Linked DNA regions of Homo sapiens: region 1 is linked to region 2. Evidence: read pairs that join two places in POLR2A ChIA-PET (ENCODE). Cell type or tissue: OCI-LY7. All regions are shown on one strand. Links, peaks and the distances in the headings refer to the core of each region. The heading gives the core; the rest is flanking DNA. Region 1 overlaps DAB2IP (DAB2 interacting protein). Region 2 overlaps TTLL11 (tubulin tyrosine ligase like 11).

The links. ChIA-PET counts read pairs that join two places held together with the same protein. Peaks named below come from ENCODE experiments on the same cell type or tissue, not always from the same donor. Only the 100,000 strongest peaks of a DNase experiment are listed, where the experiment ranks them.
Region 1: POLR2A ChIA-PET joins it to region 2 with 5 read pairs; 2 of 35 experiments call an interaction of 5 or more read pairs at or near these places.

The regions. Positions count from the first base shown.
Region 1 is chr9:121,737,193-121,745,786 of GRCh38, reverse strand. All of the region lies in intron 3 of DAB2IP (DAB2 interacting protein), which reads right to left. Among named protein-coding and RNA genes, the nearest start is that of DAB2IP, 90 kb to the right of the region's middle. RefSeq lists enhancers at 2,426-3,125, 7,142-7,918. In OCI-LY7, for the core only: no CTCF peak of the experiment used is centred there; a DNase peak (open chromatin) is centred at 7,176; H3K27ac peaks cover 844 bases.
Region 2 is chr9:121,939,981-121,949,113 of GRCh38, reverse strand. The region is part of intron 6 of TTLL11 (tubulin tyrosine ligase like 11); the gene reads left to right. Among named protein-coding and RNA genes, the nearest start is that of TTLL11, 150 kb to the left of the region's middle. In OCI-LY7, for the core only: no CTCF peak of the experiment used is centred there; DNase peaks (open chromatin) are centred at 4,931, 5,463 and 6,023; H3K4me3 peaks cover 2,259 bases; H3K27ac peaks cover 2,500 bases.

The sequences.
Region 1 (8,594 bases), core at 6,095-8,594, 210 kb after region 2:
GGAAGGAGCACTGGGCCAAAGGAGTGTGGACCTCGGATGGGCCTCTCCTGCACCTCAGCATCCTACCCCGTCAAGTGGGTTGCCCTTGCCTCCTGGCACAATTTGCTGAAGATGTATCATGCTAAGGCACCCCACCCCCCACCCCCGCCCCGCCCCAATCCTGGGCAGAGTTGATCCAGCCACCAGCACAGCCACTGAGCGCCTCCACTATGTCTGCAGGAGCATGTGGGGCTATGGGCCTAGGGATGTCAGCTGCCCATTCCTCCCAAAGCCTGAGGTCTGGAAGTCTGCGTGGGGCACCAGAGCAGCTGCTTCTCAGGCTGTAACTAGCAGGAGACAACCAGGAGTGTTCAGCAGCAGCAAGACAGCAGGAAAGTGGCTCTCAGTAAGCCACAGGGTTCCAGGCCACTGGCACGGGCAGAAACTCAGACACCATGTCAAAGAAAACCAGGAGTGTGGCTGCTGAGTTCCTCCTGCTGCCAGTGACCATGCACCAAAGCCACCTGTGGCTCTCAAGTACCTGCTCACCCACCACACCACAGTGAGCCCACATACCTGGGAAGGGCACGTAGGGCTGTCTCTGCACCTCTGACCCTCACACAGCTAACTGCAGCAAAGAATGAGGCTCTGACACCTCCAGGGGCTTCCCAAGGCCAGTGTGTCAGACTTCACCGTCTGCCCTTTTCCCCCACATTCCACACTGGCTGACTCCAGGCTAAGCTAGCCCTGTCATCTGCCACCTGGCCCACAGGATTCCAACTGAGAAAGCAACATACTTAAAATCCAGCTTCCCAAGCTACGTTTCCAGGTCCCAACCCAGCCATGCCAGCCCTGCTTGGCCCTATCTGGCTCATCATGCTAAACTGCACGCCTCTGCTCAAGGGGTTGCACTCCAGCAGCCTATCCGTCTACGCCTGGCTCAAAGGCCACCACCTCCACAAAGCCTCCCCCAGAACTGACAACTCCCTCCAGGGTTTGCGCCTATGCACACGCCCTCTGCTCTGAAGCAGAGGCTCAGAGAGGTCAAACAGCTTGCCTGAGGTCACGATTCACAGGCACAAGGGTGGAACAGGACACCTGGCACTTCGGCTCTAACTTCAAACTCTCTTCACTGCCCGTCAATGCCTCAGGTTTTCACCAAACCTACAAAAATCCTATGACCAAATGCACCAACTTTTAAGTAACTACAGGAAGCCTGGGTCACCAGAAATGTACTGAGCCCTGCCTTTGTCACCTCCTGGGTGGCTGTCTGTAAAACAGTGAGGACACCTACTGGCAGGCAGTCTCATCCGCCCCCAGCCGTGGCAATGAAGGCGGTTAGGACCAACCTGCACTGAGACTTGGCTGTAACAAGCCCAATCCTTCCTCTGACTTTTTTTCAGAAATGGGTACTTGCCCAGTAAAGACGCTACCACACCAAAGTGATCTGGCTTCTGACAACTGTTTCAAATATTCAAGCAGAGCCAAAACACGCTCCTGGCCCAGACACAGTCTTCCCAGTCTCCCACCCGCCTCCACCCCACCCAGTGGGCCTGGGCCCCATGGACTAGGGAGTGGAAGCAGGAAGGGAGAAGAAAAAACAAAGTTCTGCTGAGGAGCTGGGGCAGAGATACCATGGCCCCCAAACCCCAGTGCAGCCCCACCCAGCCAGCCAAAGGTTCGGCCACTCAGAGCAAAGGCCAAGCTCCTCAGCTCAGAAAACTTGTCAGCAGTCCCTGGCATTTCCCAGTTCTCAACGGAGCACACCACAGGGGACACCGCGCCTGGGGGACAGAGCAACTCACACTGGGCTTCCTCTTATTTTAAAAACTAAAAACAGCAACAGTGCTCTTCTTGGTGTCCCGCTTTTTCACAGGTCCCTCCTAACCGTTTCTACATTCTGGGCCGGCAGTGGATGTCTGCGTAGAGGGGCAGGGTGCTCCGGAGTCCCTCCTGGGACCAGCTCCTGTGACAGTCACTCACTGAGGGTGTCTGCTGCCGCCCAGCTCATTCAGGTCTCCCTGGGCTCTGGGGCTGCCTCCCTCCTGGCTTTCCCAGCCTCTCTTATTCTAAGCTCCGCTCAGGCCACTCACCATCCCTCAGCATAGCCACCAGGCTCGGGAAGCCGAGTGGCCGGGCGAGCCTTCCTGCTGTCCGCTGCTCCTGGCTGGCCCCGGCCAGCCTAGCCCCGCCCTGATCCCAGACATGCCACTCCAGCCCTGTCCGCTGGGACTAATCATGGCTAGTTCAACAAAGGCTATGTTCCAACTCTCTGTAATGTGCTTTTAAAGGGCCAGTGTCCTACTTGGGCCTGCTGGGGTCTTAAAGGTACAGGTCCCTTTTTCCTATACAGGAAACAGGAAAGAAAAAAAAAACAAAAAACGAAACTCCAAAATTCATGATCAGGTTAGAGGCCCTCGGCTTCTGAGGAAGATTTTAGACACAATGAACAATAGTAAAAATTCAAAGTCCACGAAGGTCCCAAAGAGCTCAAAAACAAAACAAGGAAGCTAAATCTCAGGAATAAGAGATGAGATAGCAGCCCTCTTTGGGCACTATGTGCTGGGCACAGCACTGGGTACTTTGTGGCCCAGTCTCATTTGTTCCTCACCACTCCACAGACAGGCATTACCATTGCCCCATCTTTCAGATGAGGAAGCTGAGGGTGCAAGGGCTCCCCAGCTCGCCAGGACTTCATGCAAGTCAGCTGCAAAGCTGGGCCACACCCCGTGAGGTCCATCCCAGCCAGAGTATTCCTCCCACCTGCTCCCTCCACGAGGCCCTGACTGCTCCATCCCACCTGGACCACAGGCCCCAACTGCTCCACATCCTCCAGTGTCTCTTCTTCATGATGAAGAAAGAAGGGGGCAAGATGAGGAGTCTCACCTGTCACAGGTGCCCCACCACCAGGCTTTCAGTTTGAGCCTCAGAACCCTGTGGGGTCGGGTCTATCTTTTCCTTCATCTTCCAGATGAGAAGACTGGAAATCATGGCTTCTGACACAACACGAAAGAAGAGGAACACTAGGGGAAGGTGAAAGCAGAGAAAAGCGGGCAGTCAGAGGGAGGATGCGGGGAAGAAAAGGCAGGTGCAGGGAACCAAGGCAGATGGGGGCAACCGTCCTTCCAAGCCCAGGACTCAGGCAAGCTGGCCGAGGCCCTTCCACTGTCCACAAGAGTGGAGCTTCTCCTGGGGCAAGGGTGGGCAGGGCCTGCCTAGTTACTGGAATAGGAGTGGGATGGGGAGAGGAAGGGAAGAGAGACTGGACTGTCTGCGTCTCAGCACCTGGTCTACGGCACCCTCAGAGAAGCGTGGGCCATTCTGGCACCTGGAGTGGCTGGGCCCACAGTAGGTGCTGTGTGGCTATCTTCTTTTTTTGAGATGGAGTTTCACACTTGTTGCCCAGGCTGGAGTGCAACGGCGCAATCTCAGCTCACTACAACCTCTGCCTCCCGGGTTCAAGTGATTGTCTTGCCTCAGCCTCCCGAGTAGCTAGGATTACAGGCATGGGCCACCACACCTGGCTAATTTTGTATTTTTTTAGTAGAGACGGGGTTTCACCATGTTGGTCAGGCTGGTTTCAAATTCCTGACCTCAGGTGATCCACCCACCTTGGCCTCCCAAAGTGCTGGGATTATAGGCATGAGCCACCGTGCCCTGCCCAGTGTGGCTATCTTTGGTCAGAAAAGCCAAGGCCAGGAGGCGTCTTCAGGTCCAACTCCACAGGGGCTGAGTCATTCAAGGATTTAGCACCCTCACTCTGTTTCTGTGATGCCTGGAAGCCAAATAAGTTTCAGAATGTGTAGCCTGATGGTAAAGAAAATGAGCTCTGAAGCCAGGCTATGTTCAAACCCGGACTCTGCCACTTGTAACCTGTGTGGTCTTGGACAGGTTAAGTCACCTCCCTAGGCCTCTCTGTTTCCTCCTCAAAAATGGACATAATATTATTTACCTCATAGGATTGCCGAGAGGATACAGAACAAAGCCTTGCTGAGAGTGAGCGCGTAACAAAAGCCTGCTTTCAGCTGGGGTGAAGGAAGCTGCCCCAGGATAGCTGGAGGCACAAACAGGAAACTAGCCTCTTGGGTAGTGACTGTGGCCAAGTCATTTCTTTCTCTCAGCCTGTTTCTTTCTATAAAAGGACCCTCAGTGATTTCCAGGCAGGATCACCCCTCTGCCACCTTCCAGATGCCTGCTCCGTCCCATAAGGAGACAAGGACAGAAGGTGAGAAACACTGAGAAAGGCTGGGCTGTGGCCCAAATCCTTTGAGGCCTGAAAACAACCTGTCTCGGCTACCCAAGCCCAGACTAAGCAAGTCTGCTGGGTGAGTAGGAGGGGCAGAGCAGGAGGGAAGCGAGAGCCTAAAGCCACACAGGCTGTCAGGAGGCAGCATAAGTGGCTTTGCCTCTCCGGGAGGGGCCCTGCCTCCAGACCTCTCTGGGTTTGTCTTCCATGCTCACGTGTGGTCATGGCATGTGATCCGGCTGAGCTCACCTTACCTATGGGGAGTTCTGCATCAGCCATAGGGCCACCCTACACGCCTGTTGCAGAAACAGCCTCCCCAAAAGCTACAGGCTTTGCCGCAAGCATCCCCAAGGTTTGACAAGGTTCAAGGCTTGCCTCATCCTATCTTCCTGGAGCCGAATGCATCTGGTGCGCATGTGGGGAGAGGAGGGGGTGTCGAGCATCAGAGGAAACAGGTGGGTGGGAGGCAGAAGGAATGCCTTGGAGCCCTGGCAGAACATCTGGCCACTATTCTTGAGAGGTAGTAGGAGACCTGGGTGCCTTAACCTCCACCCTTACTACCTCACCCCCAGGATTAGTCAGTAAGAAGAGGCCCAATTTGGGGGTTTTGCAGGCCCAGGCTCCAATTCTGGTCGTGTCATTTAGCAACTGTGGAACCCTGGACAAATCCTTTTACTTTCCTGAGTCTCAGTTTCCTCATGTATAAAATGAGGTAATACACTATCCCCTGCAGATAACAGATGTAAAAACACTGGTTAACCAGGAAAAGCATTTAACAAAGCAACTGGGAACCCCAAACTCAAATATCTGAGTGCCATTCATTCAACAGACACTGAAACCCACCAGGCGTCTAGCAGACATTATGTTATCTCCAGCTGTGTATGCCAACCCTGCACCCTCAAGCCGATGCATTCTGAACCCTCCCCAGAGCCAGCAAAAAGTCTTGGGGCAGGGTTGTTGGGGGTGAGGGTTAGAGCTCCTGGCCACCAAAATATTGTGTAAAACATCTCAAACTTCTCCAGAAGCCAAACACATAAAGGAGCCTTCCAGAGAAATACCCTTGGTGTAAAGGAAGTCTAGCTCTGCTCTGGGAAAGACACTTGAGGTAAGCCAGGCTCCAGGATACTCTTATTTAGGGGCCGTGGACCCAGAGAGACTGGTGTAAGGAAAGGGGCTGACGGGGGGAACACAGGGTCAACAGACTCAGCATTCAGTCCAAAAACGTGACAGGGCACAGTGAGCAAGCCTTCCAGAGAGTGGGTGGAGAGGGCTCAGAGAGCTGGGAAAGATCACTGTGGGGGGCCTATCGGCGCTCCTGAATCAGAATCTCCAGGCTGAGATCCACTGGGTCAGCTGCTGCTGGTAAACCTACGCTGTGGACAGAGAACATTCAGGCCCCTCCCTGGCCCTCCCCTCCTCAACATCCTGGGCCAGCTGGGTCCTCACGCACTTCTTTGCTCACTGCTGTCCCCGCCACCTTCTCACCTCCTTTTCCTACTCAACACACCTGTCTGTTCCGACCCCACTGGGTCTCCTTGAGGACACCAAAGGCCTTCATGTTGCCAAAGTCAACCAGTTTCTGTGCCTTACTACCCCGTGAACCCAGGCCACCCTGCTCCAGCTTTCCTCTGTTCTCACAGGCTGCTAGCACCTCACCTCCTTTCCTCCCAGTGCTGGAGCTCCTCAGGGCTGTTTCGGAGACACTTCCTTAGCACAACACTTTCCTTTGGTGATTCTTTCCACTCCCATAGCTCTAAATACCTCCAGCATGCTCACGACTCCTAAGTGCATCCCCAGCCCTATCCTCCTCTGAGCTCCGGACCCATGTGTCTCCATGCTTGCCTGACAGCGCCTCTGGGACACCTCTCGGAGCTTCACGTCTGAAATGTCCAGCGTGGAGCCTCAGTAGCAAAGCCAGGAGCCCTTCCTTTCCCTGGCCTTTGGAATCCAATCCAACACAAATCCTGCTGCTACCCCCTCTGAAATCCCTCATACCTGTTTACTCCTCTCCATCTTCCCCAGGCAGCCTGCTGTCCGGGCAGCCTCCCCAACCACTGGGCTTCCCCTTACCCCTACCAGGGGAGTCAGAGGGACCCTTCAGAAATGCAAATCAGATTACTGAACTCCTCACCTTAAAAGCCTTCAATTACTCCCCACTGCACTGAATAAATCTGAACTGCTACCCAGGTGAAAGACATTGGCAGTCATGACCTACCTACTCTCTGACCTCATCCAGCAACACCCAACGCCCCCCACCACACACACCAAAGTCTCTGTTTCCTGCTCAAGGACTTTGTACTTGCTGCTCCCTAGGCTAGGAGTTCTTGCTCCAGCACACTCTAACAGCAAACTGGCAGGCTTCTGGCATCTTCTGCAACTCAATCCTTCCCTGACTGCTCCATCTACAACAGGTCCTGCCCTGCCCCCATTACTCCCTAGTGGAACACTTGGCTTGTTTCCTTCATAGCATCTTGCTCATGCAGCTAGCAAATATTTAAGTGCAAACTATGTGCCAAGCACTATTTAGGCACTGGGAACACAGGTGCTGAACAAAGCAGACAGAAATTCCCTGACTCACATTTCAGTAGGGGAACTTCACTATGTTTCCCAAAGCAGAATCACTTTGTTTCTCTGCTTATTTCTTATCTGCCTCTCCCATCACAAGGTAAGCTGTGTGTGGCCAAGCTCTACGTGTTGTATTTCTGTGTCTTAAGAGAGGGTCTGACACAGTATAAGAGCTCAGTAAGTCCTGATGAAATCAAGATGCAAAAACAAAGACCAGAGCAGCCAAAGAACCAAACCCCAAACCCTGAGAGACACAAGAAATCAAGAGCCAGGTCTTGAATGCCTCCCATGGCGTCTCTCCCTAACCCTGGGGACCTCAGGTGGGAAGGAAAGCTTCTGTGACAGCCCAGCCTTCTGGGGTCAGACAGAGGCACATGTGGCAGTTTCGTTTAACTGCTCTGGAACAGGTGGATGACTGCAGGCCTGAGAAGTTAGGGAGGCTTCTTGAAGAGGCTAGATCTGAACAAGGCCAACCCACAACTCCCTCCCAGATCTAGGGAGGAGGAAAACACATTTGTGTTTTAGGGCTCTGATGTCTGATGTTCTTTGCTCTAGCAGGAAAGAAGAAAAAAAAACCCTTTACTTTTATTAGTGTCTGGATCAATAAAAGTTTTAGAAGTAAAGCTTCCCTCCTGCAATACTAACTGAGAGAGAGAGAGACAGACATGGATTATTAAATCTGTCTCAGAGAGGCAGGGCTGGGAGAGCGCGAGGGCACAGGGGCACCGGCAGTTTCCCCCTCACCTGTGCTGGGAGCCTCTGGCTAAAGGCCCTCATTAGCCCTGCAGCCTAGGGTCAAGGCCCGTTCCTCACAGCTCACCCACCAAATGCTGGTTCCCTGAGCCTAGGTCAGCAGCCAGGCCGCTGGACACCCACCTTCCAGGTGCCCCACAACCTTGCCTGCTTGGCCTTCTCTGAGCTGTGCCCTAAAGCTTCCCCCCAGCCCACCTCCCCACCTCCAGGTTGGAAGCTCCAGGAGGGCAGGGCTTGCTTCCCTGGAGGAGGAACCAGTTTAGCAACCCCAGCCCCCACCTTCACTCTTCCTCCCATGTCCAAGGGAGTCCCCCATTCAGTCCCCCAAGCCTTGCACTTTCACAGCACACCAACAAGCCCTGCCCACTGAGGACTCAGTCCTGGGACCAGGCCTCATTGGAGAAACAGCTCCTCACCCTCCAGCCCGACCAAAGCCTGTCTGACCCCATACCTGGCTGGAGACCCACCCACCGGGGAGGAAGTTTCCTTGTGGTGTCTGTCCTCCCTCCCACAGGACTTCAAACAGACCTTTGTGGTGGGAGCGCAGGCCTCTCTGCTGACCTGGTTCTGGGCACTTGCAACCCCCGAGGCTCTGGAGCCAGATCTGGCTTCCGAAGATGGCCAGGTCTCCAGTGAGCAGCCCCTCCGGCCCGGCCCAGGATCTTGCCGAAGTTGTCACTAAGAAGTCCAAGGCCACAGAGGCCCATTCCCAAGGGTGGTGCTCACCCAGGCAGCTCTTCTGGACAGATTAGGGGGCCTCTCGGCCGGGCCGGCATCTAAGAGGTGAGCCTAGGAGGGCTTCCCCTTCCCGAAAGGCACGTGCTGAATCTGTGTCTTCCAAGCTGAAATTTCAAAAATGACTTAAATAAACACAGTGATGACAACATCTAAAGGTTTCCGTGTCCTTCAGGAAACAAGTGGAAAATTACCGTCTTCCATGCAGGTAACCACATGGCACAACCTCCAGGTCCAAGAAGACGAGAAACACTCCTGAAAGCAAACTATCGCTTCCAGCCATGGCAAGTCGCCCTCTGGGGCCTCTGGGCAGGGT
Region 2 (9,133 bases), core at 4,206-6,705:
TGAGATGGCCCCATCTCACAAGAGTGAGTGGCAGAGTGTCTGACTCAGGATTGCAATGGTGACACAAACATTGTGTGAGAGGCTGGCCCAGCCTGCCTGAAGGTCATTCTCACCTCCAAGATTCCACATTTCTAGGGCAGCCATGCCTTGGTAAGAAATGCTGAGCCCTATGACTAGGGAGGACACATTCCCATTTTGGTCCCTTTGTGCCCAAAGCTTGCATCAGGTCATGTTCTTGCTCTTATACCGTGTTGTGTCTGCACTAGCTTCCTGCAGTGGGAACTCAGAAAACAGCAGTTTACTGACCCCTGAGTAGCCATGCAATGTCACCCATTCAGGAATGGTCTAACCCACTCTGCAGCGCACATGCTTGGCAGCTAGAGTTAGGACCACAGCTTTTGAGGCCCCAGATCCTGAACTCCAGCCTGGTTCTGCCACTTCCTGGCTCTGTGACCTTGAGCAAGTTGCTCTTCAAACTTCAGTTTCTGCATCTGTAAACTGGGACCATACCTACCTCATCCAGTCATTACAAGGATCGATGTTAAATGCTTGTTTAGTCCTGTGCCGGGCGTATGGAAGGGCTTGGAGAGCGGCATGTAATCACCATCATCAAGTGACTGGCAGAGTTCCCAGAGGTGGTAGATATTACTTGATGAACAGTAGCTACCTACAAATCGTTTCTATAATTTGCTAATTACAGAAACATATGTAAGAAACATTTTTTCTGTCACTGTGATATTGAGGTTCATGGTTAGTTTTCTGGTAACTACTGAATACCCGAAGACTAGAGTTCAAGTCAGTGACAATTCCCTGTCTGCCAGAAGCATTTCCATTTCTCAGAAGAGCAGCCCCAGGATCATTGCTTTGGTTCTGGTCCTGCCTGCCATGTTCCGGTTGTGTTAACTTAGGAAATGCTTTCAGCTATCTACATCTCTATGTTCTCCTCTGTAAAATAGGGATGATTGGAGCCACTTCACAGGGTTATTAAGAGGATGCAATGAGCTAATGTAGCTAAGGGCCTGGAATAGGGCTTGACATGTAATAGTTATTCAGTAAGTGTCAATTCTAGTGCCAGGTCTGAGAGTGTCTAGCTCAGTGCCTAGTTGCAGAGTAGACAGTCAGTAAATGGTAGTTTTCTTTATTCCTTTTCAATTTACAATCTCCTTCCATCCTCCAAAAGCACGGCACCAGCATAACCAGGCTTTGTAGCTATCGAGCCCTGCTGTTAGAGGAACCATGCTGGGGAGAGAAATGTCACAGTTCTTTGTTCAGTGGGGACCACTTAAAGCTGAGCTCCGCGGGGGTACTGGAGATCCTGGGGGGTAAGTAACTTCTGTTAGTCTCTCTTGTTATTCTGTAATAGGAGGCTCCCATCCAGCATTCCAATATTGAAACTCCACATATCAAGGTATCTGAGGCAGAGGTGGGCTGCCAGGTGGCTTGTTTCAGAGAACATTTTCTATTATGCTCTCTGTGGCTGAGATAGGGAGCACTTCCAGGGACCTTGTTCTACACTTGTATTTTCCTTTTTCACTGACACTAAGTGACTTTAAGTCAAATGCACCCAACCCATAGCAGCATGCAGAATGCATCTGTACCCATGTGGCATCTTGATAAAAATTACAGGTGTATATTTTTCGCACACTTGAGGTTTATCTCTCTAAACTCAAAAAGCTCTTTCAATTTTAACTATTTGGAGTTGAAATCTTCCTAAAATGCATGATACAGCTGCTTCCTGAAATTGAAGGAACATAATTTGATATTTTTTCTTTTTTCTTGGTGCCTTGGAATTAAGAGGTGTGCTGGCAAACTGGTTTCAAAAAACAAAACAAAACACTTCCTGATGGGTAGTGTTTGTCTATTTCCATGGTGTAAATATTCCCACCACAGCTAATTTCAGGCTATCAGTGGTTTTTAACAACCAGCTCAAAAGACTCCTGAATATTTATGGACAGCTTGAGCTCAGCTCTGCAAGGAAGCAGCGTAGCACTGTGGAAAGGACGTGGTTGTTAGACCTGGACATACCTGGTTTTAGTCCCCATTTTTCTGCTTGAGAGCTGGGCTACCTGGAACAGGATCTTTAATCTGAGTTTCTATGTATAAATTGAGCTAAACATGACCACACCATGAGGGATAGTGAGGACCAGAGAAGGCGGCAGAGGTCAGGGGTCCCAAGTGCTGTCAGGGCCAAGCAGGTGATCTAATGAATGGGGGTAGGCTGAGTGGGGACCCTGGAAAATCCCAGAAACAGTGGTTCTCAAGCTCAGCTGCATATTGGAACCAATAGGGAACTTCTCTGCCTGGGCTCCACCTCAGACCAATTAAACCAGAATTTCTGGGGGTGGAGCCTGAACATGGTTTTAAAAAAATTAAAAGAACACTCTTTGAAACACCAGTGATTCAAATATGCAAATCACGTTTGAGGACCACTGGTCCTGACGGACACTTGTGGGTAGTGAGCATGCCTGTCACCTCCAAAATAAGTCAGCGGGCTTAGCACACAGCAGGGGTTACAGGATAGCCTTCCCAGCCTGTTGTACTGTGTGGTAACCTGGTAACTGTTTTTTGCACAAGAACTTTTTCGTCTTCCTAAATCTTGAAGGCTGGCCCCAGGTATGATTCCCGTGGTCAAAGCCCCTGCCTCTGTAAGCCCCACCTGCTTTGCCTAGTCGGCCATGAGCTGTGGCAAAACCAGAGGGCTGTGTGCGTGTTTTGTGCCTGTGTGGATCTTAAGTGGAAACTGATGAGGTCATGCCAGGGGAAGGGGGCCCAGGAGCAAAGGATTCTGGGATTCTACCCACCATTCTCTCCCTATCTCATTCCCCAGCTCCTGTCGGCTTGTTGAGACCCCCAAGCATGCCACGCTTTTTGATGCCTCTATGCCTTTGCACATCTCACCCCCAGGCCCAGGGCACTCTGTGTGTCCACTCTGGCACAGTAGTTCCTGTATTATATTGTCATTATTAGTTTACCTGTTTGTCTTAATTCAACAAATACTTATTTAGTGCCCGTTATGAACCCAGCAGAAGGAATGCTGGATTTATGGTTTAAACATCCTGTGAGCTCTTCAAGGCTCAGAACCACATCGGATGCATTCATGCCCTTGGCATTTGGCATGGGGCCTGGCACATAGAGTTTTTTTTATATTTTCGAAAGATGGAAGGAAGGATGGGTGGATGGGAGGCGATTCTATCTTACCTCCATGTTCAGGACTGTGACTTAGAGGGATAAGTTTTTGAAAGGGTGACTTTCCAGGGAAGTGGAGTGTGTTTGTAATTTCCAGAAATTTCACAGGGAGATTCAGTTCCCATGGCAGGATTTATCCATGGTTGTTAAATTGTGGATCACTTTCTTTAAGGGACATGGACATTGACTTTTAAAATAAATTTTCTCTCCAATACTGTCCTGAATGGAATCATTAAATGTAGAGTGAGTTTGGAAAATTGTAAGTAGTTCGGTATAGATGGAAGGGGTGGTGTAGGAAGCAGAGGGAATGAATTTGGAAGGATTGGCAGGGATTTGGACTATAAAGGACCTTGAATGCCAGGTTAAGGAGCTTTAGATCTGCCCTGTGGGCAGAGAGGAGGACCTCGTGGACACTTTAGAGGAGGAATGGCAGAGGCATGCTCAGTGGGTGGGTAAGAGCATCATTGTGGTCGGCTCCTTGAACAGATCAGATCAAATCACTCTTCCTTCCGAGCAATCTCCCAATCTACCATTCCTGCCCTTGCCATTTGCATAATTTACTTTTAATTATTGCTTTCATTATTTTCACAGCCCATCCTGGCAGGAATAATCTGATACTGGGTGGAATTAAACTGATGGGACCTCAGCAAACCTCCTTTGTTCATATTATTAACCCATGTATTTTTCAGAGAAGATTTTATTAAAAGAGATCATCTGGGATTTGCTCCTAAGCTGTATTTTCCGGAGACAGCACAGCCAGCAACTGTCCCTTGCACCCGACTCCTCTCTGTGGGTACAGTTTTAAAAGCAGGTGTCACTCAGCGCTTAGGGAGCACCAGTTTCTAATTAGTTGCTTGTTAAACCACAGGCCTCCAGATTGGGCTACTAAAATTACTAGTTTATTTAGTGAAGAAACACTAATGGTATTTTTTTAACCCTGAAAACAAGCATTTCCAGTTCTTTGCTGATGCCACATTTTTCTGAGATGAATGTTATTGTTACACATTACTGTTACTATTTATGGTGCCCAGAGCAGTGTGGGTTCTTTGCAAATGTTATTATCTTGTCGATTTCTCACGGGATTTTGCAAATACTGCTTTTCCAGAAGAGGAAGCCTGGTCTCAGAGAACTGAGTCACTGCCTAAAGTCACATAGCCAGTGTGGGCCAGGCTGGAATTCAACCTGGGGCTGGCCTATGTCCTTGTTCTTTTCAATAGCTTCTTCACTGTCACTTGCTTATTGATTTCCATTTGCCAATGGACCACGCTTTATGACATAGGAATTTGTATTTTTGTTTAAAAGCATCTGGAAAATAATAAAAATAATTTGAAAATATAGCTTAAGTATATTATGTATTAAACAAAACACCATTACTGTCAATTCACTTAAAGGAACTCAATATTTTCTTTTCCTTTTTTTTTGAGATGGAGTCTCACTCTGTCACCCAGGCTGGGTGCAGTGGCGCGATCTCGGCTCACTGCAACCTCCGCCCCCTGGATTCAAGTGATTCTCCTGCCTCAGCTTCCCAAGTAGCTGAGACTACAGGTGCCTGCCACCATGCCCAGCTAATTTTTGTGTTTTTAGTGGAGGCGGGGATTCGTCATGTTGGCCGGGCTGGTCTCAAACTTCTGATCTCAAATGATCTGCCCGCCTTGGCCTCCCAAAGTGCTGAGATTACAGGCGTGAGCCACCGCACCAGGCCCGGAACTCAATATTTTCTTGCTATACTAGTGAAGTCCCAAATTCTAAAATTACCCCAAGGGCAAAAGTTTAGTCCTTCAATGATTATTCATGGTGCAACCAGCCTTCCTATGCTATTTTTATCATTTTGTTAATTTGGTCATAGTCTGTTCTTCCTTCCAGGAAAATGCAATTGTATAAAATCACTTTTGATCAGGAATTTGTAAATGTCCATTAATCTGGGTTTTGACTCTCTCACTGTTAGCTATTCATAATACAAGGATTGAGTTTTCTTTGATCAGACATGAAGAAAGAAATGGGCAGTCTTATAGAATCATTCATTCACTTATTCAACAAACATTTTCTGAGCATCTCCTGTGTGGGGTGCACAGGGGGATAGACCTGTAAGGCTAACCTACATGGTCTATTCCCACGAAGCCTGGATTTCAAAGGAGGTAGGTAGGCATCACATGAGTATACAAAGAAAGAAAACAAGTGCAATGAGGCCAGTAAGTATGATGATGGGGACAGTGATGGGAACAGTGAGACATCATGTTTTTCTTGAGGTGCTCACTGGAGAGTGGAGAGACAGATGTTTAAACAAAATAGATACAAGCTCTGGCTTCTAGACACCTGCAGGTGTAACATTTACTATTTTGATCATTCTTGAGCAACCATGAAGATCTGAGAAATGTAGCAGTTTGTCATTTTGCTGAGGCCTAAATGATCTTCCATTGTAAAATAAAAGGTTTTGTCCCTCGGTAAAATAATTTGGGCATTAACAAGTGGGAGAGGTAAGTGTTTGGGGGAAGTGGTGAGTCTTTCCTGCATTCACGGACTCACACATCCACATAGATCTTATTTCAGTTATTGATGCAACAAACCTTTATCTTAGTGTCTGTTACGGTCCGTACGCCTAAGAAGAGCCAGGCTACTCATGCCTGTTTCTGAGAAGGGAGAAAAAGATACATAAGTAATTATAATACAGTTGGCCCTTGACTGTCACCAGGCTCATGTCCAGAAACCTTTGGGAATCCCTAAATTGACTGCTGTTATGCACATATTCATTGGTCAGCGGTGCTCACTCACTACTTAAGTAACTTGTTAATTCAAACCTGCCTCCGGATGGGGGTGAGTCAAGGTCACCCAAGGCGTTTTGCACTCATCATCTCATTTCACGATCGTGTGATTAGGATTGTTATCTTCATTCACATCTCACATGCCACGTGACCTTCAGGACTGCCAGCGCCAAGGGTCTACTGTACGCCATCCCAAGTCTGATACGCCGGCATGAAAGGGCGTGGGAACAGCGAACAGCTCCCTTGCTTGGGGGCACTTGGTTGCACCTTCTTGAATGAGGGGATGTTGGAGCTTGGTTGTTGCAGAATGAGAGAAGCTCATCAGACAGAGAAAGGGAAAATCATCAGGCAGTGAGAACCAAATTTGCAAAGGCAGGAAAGTGTGAAAGCACTCGCTATATTCAGGCAAAAAAAAAAAAAAAAAAAAAAATAAGACAGATTAGAAACGTGAGGAGGGAGGGAGTAGCAGGAGGTTAATTTTGGCAGGTCAGAACTAGACTGCGAGAGCCTGAATGTCAGGCTCAGAGATCAGACTAGATTCCATGGCAGTAGGAAAAATAGGGTGTTTTTAACTAGAGTGACATCCCTGTTTATTCATTCAACACTCTACAAACATGTATTGAGCAATCACTGTGTACCGGGCACTCTTCTAGGAGCTGGGGTTACAGGGTTACAGTAGAGGAAAGATGCTCATCGCGAGGTCCCCGCTTTCAAACAGCTTACATTTCAACAGAGGGAGACATAAAATACACAAGTGAGCAAATAAGTCAACAGTGAAGGGCCAAGACGATGTGTTAGTGCCTGGGAAACTATTTGAGAATGGATGATCAGAGAAGCGGCCTGACTGTGAAGGTGACATTGGAATTGAGACCTGAGTGTCAGAGAGGACATGCAAGGAGCTGAGGGAAAATCTGTCAGGCAGCAGGAACAGCTGGCACAGAGGCCCTAAGGCAGGGTGAGTCTGGTGCATTTGAAGTTCACCAGACACAAAGGTAACATGGCTGAGTTGGTGGGCAAGAGCAGGAATGGTAGATGATGCTGGGGGCTGAATGGCAGAGGCTGGAGTAAGAGTATAGATTTGATTCTAGGGTTAAGTTGACATGAGCTGCTTTTTGGCTACTCTGTGGACTGCATGGGAGAAGGGCAGGTTATTCTTGCCCTTCCTGGTTATTTTGAGGCCTGCAGGAGGCATGGTGATGGCTTGAACAATCTCTGCAGCAGTGGGGAAAGAGAAAGAGGGAAGGGTCAGAGTGTTTGGAGGCAGGGGTGGCAGGATTCCTGCTGGGTACAATGAGGGAGAAGAGGGAGAGAGGAATCAAGGATACTCTTGGGATTTTGGCCTGAGCGACTGGGCAGAGGCAGGGAACACAGAGGAGTACTGATCCGTGCCACACAAATATCCCTGGGGGACAGTCCCGAAGATGAGCAGGGTCAGGGAGAACTAGAAGGCTGCAGGGCCAGTTGGCAGATGAGAAGTGTGCCCTCTGAACAAAAGCACTGGGCAGGGGAGCTGGGAAAGAATTGATCAGAGAGACCATCATTCCTAGTTCTACTCAGCAGGCGGGAGAAATCAGTGGGATCTGATGAGCTAAGAAGTTGAGAAACTCAAGAATGATGCGGTTGACAATGAAACAATGAATTAACATGAGAAATGCAACAGGAAGAATAGATTCCAGGAGAAGAAAAGAAGTCCAGTTTTAGACAGGTTGACTTTAAGACACGTGTCAATGCTCCGCAAATGTCGGCTGTTGTCATCACTGTTGTCACCATCACCACTGATTTCATAGCCATCAGCCTGTCAATAGTAGTTGAGGTCATAGCGGAAGGTGAGTCCACCAGTGGAAAGCCCAAGAGAGGAGGGTAGAGGAGGAAAGCAGCTCCCACCTCCACTTCATTTAGAAGCCAGTGCAAAAGGCATTTTGCAGTACTCAGGGCTCACTTTGGTGATGAACGCGGATTGACTTGAAAGTGTCTTAAAATTGACTGCAATTTTAGAAGGTAAAGAGTAAGCCTTTGGTTATATCTAGCAATCCTGAGGTCTTCCTTACATGAAAGTTTTTACAGACACTCTGGGTAAGATGATGACAGGCACAACACAGTTAAAACGTTTTCATGGAGAAAAATGGATGTGAACGGTAGAATCTTAAACGTGTTAGTTTTCGACATTGTGAAATTAATTGGCTCCCAAATATAGCCGGCTTCTGCCTTAATTGGAGTTCTCAGGAGCCTCCAGCTTTCCTGCTACCTTTAGCCAATGTTTCTAGGTTTGATGGTGAATAAAGACCTCTTTGTTTAATTAGAGTTGAAGCATGCCTTAAGAAGTTAGTAATCTAATTAAAATTATATTTCCAGTTTATATGAAATAGAAAAAGAGGAGATCAGCAAATGTCCTATGGAGCCTGCTCTCTACCATGCAGTGAGCTAGAAACAGAGTTTCGGAGTAGAGTAAGAAATGGTGTTTTACCTCTCCTGTGGTGGATGATTGTGTGTGGGTGAGTGAAGGAGGAGGATAAATCAAGAGAGAGAAAGTCGGCTGGGCATGGTGGCTCATGCCTGTAATCCCAGCACTTTGGGAGGCTGAGGTGGGCAGATCATGAGGTCAGGAGTTCGAGACATAGTGAAACCCAACATAGTGAAACCCCGTCTCCACTAAAAATACAAAAATTAGCTGGTCAGGGTAGCGTGTGCCTATAGTTCCAACTACTCGGGAGGCTGAGGCAGGAGAATCGCTTGAACCTGGGAGGCAGAGGTTGTGGTGAGCCGAGATCATACCACTGCACTCCAGCCTGGGCAACAGAGCGAGATTCCATCTCAAAAAAAAAAAAGAGAGAAAGTTATAGATCACAGATGGTTAGAAATCCAAGGGAGGGAGAGAGAGAGTTTTAGAGATGGAGGGTGAGGGAAGAGCCTGTAGGCTTCCCATAATTTCACCTAATTTAGAAAAGAGGATTTATGACTATGAATCAAACAAGATTCAAAAAATATAACACAGCTATTACAAGCCCTTTGCTTGTAAGCTGAGCCTTGAGAGACTGGATAAATGTTTGACCTGTGCCATTGTTGAAATATCTGAGAATGAGCTGGGTTGTCATGTTCCAGTAACGAAGGAAGGCAAGGCAGTCCTCTCAGAACGCTGGAGGAGGGAAGACATTTGTCCTTTCTCGGCAGTCACCTTTTCAGGTAGTACA